Linked DNA regions of Homo sapiens: region 2 is linked to region 1. A link is a loop called in an ENCODE intact Hi-C map of the cell type or tissue named here. Cell type or tissue: heart left ventricle. All regions are shown on one strand.

What was found. Hi-C counts contacts between places; a loop is a spot of excess contacts. Peaks named below come from ENCODE experiments on the same cell type or tissue, not always from the same donor. Only the 100,000 strongest peaks of a DNase experiment are listed, where the experiment ranks them.
Region 2: a loop joins it to region 1, with 3 times the contacts of the local background. A loop is called at or near these places in 17 of 110 quality-filtered maps.

Annotation. Positions count from the first base shown.
Region 1 is chr3:159,817,085-159,819,584 of GRCh38, forward strand. All of the region lies in intron 4 of IQCJ-SCHIP1 (IQCJ-SCHIP1 readthrough), which reads left to right. The region is part of intron 2 of SCHIP1 (schwannomin interacting protein 1); the gene reads left to right. The region is part of intron 1 of LOC101928351 (a long non-coding RNA gene); the gene reads right to left. Among named protein-coding and RNA genes, the nearest start is that of IQCJ-SCHIP1-AS1, 50 kb to the left of the region's middle. In heart left ventricle, a CTCF peak has its summit at 1,387; a DNase peak (open chromatin) is centred at 1,507; H3K27ac peaks cover 593 bases.
Region 2 is chr3:158,844,471-158,846,970 of GRCh38, forward strand. No RefSeq gene overlaps it. Among named protein-coding and RNA genes, the nearest start is that of MFSD1, 44 kb to the left of the region's middle. RefSeq lists an enhancer at 1,410-1,704. In heart left ventricle, a CTCF peak has its summit at 1,485 (motif pointing right); no DNase peak of the experiment used is centred here.

The DNA.
Region 1 (2,500 bases):
TGAGCCTGTTACCATGCCTGCATTTATCTCAAGCGCTTAATAAATATGCGTGGATTAAATGAAGGAATTAAATACCTATGATGAATAAAACTAAGCTAATAGTGACCCATCAACATCAGAAATATAACCAATACTTAGGTAAAGAATTTTCTTTTGCAGACTAAGAATGATTGCTTTGCATGGCTGGTGAAGTCTGAAGGAGAAAAGCAAGCAATGGGGTGGGGTGGCGGGCTGCGGGTGGCGGGGTCGAGGAGAGGTGCATTGTCAATGACAGCAGCACTGAGCAGATTCTAATGACTTCACTGTGGTACAAAGCAACCTGGACACTGAATTGCATCTGGTTTCCAATGAAAGAGAACCACTTAGAGTGCTTAGCTGGGTTTAAAGCAGTTTCCTCACTTTTGTGTGGCCACTCTGGGTGTTTGCCCGTATCTGTACTTCTGTAGCTGACTTTTTAAAATGCCTGAACTTTGGCTTGTTTTTCTTCATGGATTACTAAAAAAAAAGAATACTTTCTTCTACTAATTAGATTAGATTAAAGTTAACCCATGGGACCCTTTGGCAAAGTACTGAGTAGATTAATACTTCTTTTCAGCTAGAGTTTTTGTTTTGTTTTGTTTCTGACAACAGAGAAGGAATGGAGTGTAACCTGTTACCTTCTGGTGAAATTCCTCATTGTGCTTTTGTCGCTGTATTCTTACTGTGTGCAAGACCCGCCAGTCACAGGCTCTAAGTCTAAGCCTTGGTTTGAACGGCCTTGGGAATAAAGTAGGTTTCCCAGACCCTCCCTAGGGCCCTCATTGTTTTGATTTTCCTTTTTACACATATCCACCTACAGTGTGCTACAGCCCAAAACCCAAACTTAAAAATAAACATGCAGTCCCCTTTTATTTATCCAATGGTGAGACAGGCCATCAGCAGCTGCAGTAGACTGAAGCCTAGAGGTAGACCCTCAAGTCAGACAACAGCCCTCTCCACAATAATCAGCCAAGGAGTGTTCACAAAGCCAGCATATCTTACACCCAAGCAGGACAGGAGTGTGGATCGAGGAGTAAGCTGCTGTGGTGTGGAAATTTCATGCATCCTCAAATGATGTAGATGAAGAAGGCATTTTACATCAAAGTAGCACCTTCTATGCTCTTATCGTATGGCCCCAGAGTGCTGTGCCTAATGCTAAAGTTCTGGGGAGAGAAAGTGGTTGAAAAGCTGTAAACAAATAGTTGGGTAGACTTTAAAGTGGGGACAATAACACTCTGAGATTCAAAGTAGAAAAGAGCAGGCAAAGTGCAGCATTGATCACTTGGAAACCTCCTGACATTTTGTCACCAGCTTCTCTCCTCTATCTCCCCTCTGAGGATTTACTAATCACCTCAGCTTTGTGTCATCCTCCCCAGGAAGGGGCAGTGTGGAGCCGTGGTAGAGCACTGCCTGGGAATCTGCAGGGCCAGTGGGGCCACCTGCCCGCAGCAGAGCCTTTGTGTGACCGTAGGGAAGCCTGGGGCAGGGAACCACTGCCCCTGCTACCAGCATGCTGTCTGTCATCAGCACCAGGAGCTGTGCCAGGGGCTTTGCAATCCTGATCTTATGCAGCCTTCATACTGCAAGCAGCACTTGCTGGAGCAGCCTGTCCAAGGTCACAGAGCAAAGGTCAGCTGTGTCCAGCATGGAGGCCCTGCTCTAGTCCATGGTCATATCACAGGTCCTTTTCCTTTTTGACAGCATTTGGCTTTTGTAGATTAACAAAATTATATATTCCAAGTTCTTAATTTTAATTGAAAAAAAATTAACTGTGTGGTCCTTACCCTCTGTCTTAGTTGTGTATTGCTGTATAAATAATAGTTTACTACAGTTTAAAAAAACAGACATTTACTATCTCACAATTTCTGATCATCAGGAATCCCAGAGCTGCTTAGCTGGTGTTTGTGGCACAGAATTTCTCATGACACTTTAGGCAGAATGTGCATTGGGGCTGCAGTCATCTGAAAGCTTGACTGGAACTGCTGGAGGGTCCTCCTCATTCACATGACTGGAGGCTGGAGCCCTCAATTCCTCACCACGTGGCCCTCTCCGTGGGCTGTTTGTGTGTTTTCATGACATGGCAGATAACTTCCCCCAGTGCTGGTGATCAGAGAGAAAGAAAGAGTGTGGGAGCTTGGGGGAGAGAGAGAGAGGAAGAAAGAGATGGATGGATGAAGCTGCTGTGCCTCTTTTGACCTAGCCTCTGTGGTAGCAGGTATGTCACTTCTGCTTTTTGTTTCTGTAGAATAAAGTCACTATATCCAGCCCACACTTAAGGGGAAGGGAATTAAGCTCTCCTTTTCAAGGGAAGAATATCAAAGAATTTAGGGACGTATTTTAAAACCACCTACCTTCCCCAACCCATATATGTAAATCTTCTGAGGCAAAAAACAAAACAAAACAAAAACAGAAAGAAAAAAGCCCAGCATCACTACTAAAAGTAAATGGCACTGCTCTTTATCTGCTTGACTGTCACTTGCAT
Region 2 (2,500 bases), 970 kb before region 1:
TTGGAGGGAAGCCGAGGCGGGAATCCACCATGATTTAGCACTGGCTTGGGTCTGGCAGTCCACCCACATGATCTTACTTAATCCTCAGAACAACCTTGTGAGCAAAACATTATTACCCCTGTTTTATGATGAGGAGATTGAGGGTCAGAGAATCCTCTAGGGCCTATTAGGACCCCTAGTCTAGTAGGCAGTACTCTGATCTGGCCCATGGGCTAATGCCCTTCAAAGGACTGTTTTGGGGTAGTGAGAAGTGCTCAAATCCCACCTGTGCCAGGAACAAGTATGCCTTCTAAAGCGCTCACCATATCTCTGAGCCATGATTTCCTCAGCTGTTGTAAAATGAGACAATCCCTTTCTGGGGAGACTGCTGTGAGAATTACCTAGAAGAGAGGCAAGTGCCCCACAGGGCTGCCACGAGGGAGAGAACCCACACATTTTCTCTTTCCCTCTCTTCCCTCTGCCTCTTTTAGAGACAGTGGTAACCTGGAGACCTGAGCTCTTTGGTTTATGTGGCTGGGTGGGAGGGCAGGTGTGGCTTTGCTACCCCAGGATGGACAGGGTCACTTTATCCCTGTCTGTTACTGTCTGTGGACCCAATTTTATCCACCACTGATTCATATGTTGAAGCCCTAACCCCAACGTGACTGTATTTGGAGTAAGAAAGTAATTGTGGTTAACTGAGGTCATAAGGATGGGGCCTAATCTGATATGATTGGTGTTCTTATTAAAAGGAACACTGGCTGGGCACGGTGGCTCATGCCTGTAATCCCAGCTCTTTGGGAAGTAGAGGTGGGAGGATCATTTCAGGTCTGGAGTTCGAGACCAGCCTGGCCAACATGATGAAACCCCATCATTACTAGAAATACAAAAATTAGCAGGGCGTGTTGGCGAGCGCCTGAAATCCCAGCTACTCGGGAGGTTGAGGCAGGAGAATTGCTTGAACCCGGGAGGCAGAGGTTGCAGTGAGCCAAGATTGTGCCACTGGACTCCAGCCTGGGAGACAGAGTGAGACTCCGTCTCAGGGAAAACAACAACAGCAACAACAACAACAACAAAACAGAAACAAAGGGACACCAGAAAGCTTGCTCTCTCTGCCATGTGAACACATGGATTTAAATCTGTGAGTTGACTTTAGCATTTAATATTTTATCTCCATCTGGAGAATATCTTGAACAAATGAAACCATTTGATGGAGTCTCATAAATGCCTTCAGACAGTAAAAGTTTGTTTTTATAAGTTTTTAAAAATAATAACTTGATTCATATGTACAATTCTTAATTTGCAAAGATGAACTAGGGACTTATTTACATCACAGCATAATTACTTGATTTTTAACAGGTTTATATAAGGGGGGCCCCCTGTGTACAATTAATTAGGTGGTGGATTAAAGTAGCAGGTGGTTTTTTTGGAATTAATTTTCTAACGTGCTTCAAATCCACTGGATAACTTGATGTTATTTGTCCACCTGACCACTAGGTGGCAATAAAGACCAACAGGTTACAATCCCTCCCGCTACCTGCTGCCCCGCCTCAACCCCAGAAATGGAAGCCAGAATTAGGGTCTTGTCCAGGTATAGCAGCTGTGAAAGAGATATGATTCATTGAAGACATGTAAAAAAATCCCACCGATCAAAGAATCTCCTATTGGTCTGTTGTCTGCAGTTACTATGTTAGGTTCACACAAAGGAATAGAGTGTAGCCAGTTGAAAGCTGCCTGTTGGGATGATTCTTCAGACTATCCCGTGAGATAGGCATGGCAGGCACCTTTCCCCCATTTTACAGCTGAGGAAACTGAGGTTCAGAGAGGTTAAGTAGAAGTCATGTCTGTGGTGATTTGGGGAAAGCCTGGACTTTTTACAAAGCAAAGATTCAGCAAGTTCCCAGATTTCCGGGGAATGTTTTCTTACCTACTTGTCCCTCCAGTGCCTGTCACCACCACCTGGAAGAAGAAAGACATGGAAATAAAATAGCAAGTCATCTCTCAAGTCACTAGATATAGCACCTCTGTCATAGATGACAGAACCCTAGCTCAAAAAGCATGATCTGGAGATAATAAAAAGAAAGATAATATATAATATTAAAATAAAAACTGACAAGAGTGAGACCCCTCTCCCATCCAAGTACTAACCAGGCCCAACCCTGCTTGGCTTCTGATATCAGGCGCATTTAAGGTGGCATGGCTGTAGACACATAGCAACCCTATACTCAGTTTAAGATATACCTTGAGTCTGATCATAAACGGCACTGATGTTAGCTTTTTAATGATTTTGTATTATATTTTTACAACGTAGGCTTACATTTTCTCTGTACCTGGGCCCCTCTTCCATGTTTGAATTGTCCTGAAATATGGGAATCCAAGGGCTTTTATTTTTTCACAATCAAAGCAAATTGGGTTCTTTAAATAATTTAGAAGACTTTCTAGAGACAGTGAGTACTTAATTTCAATAATTAATTTGTACAGCAGCTTGCACATTTTTGTGTTCTGTTTACAAGGATCTGAC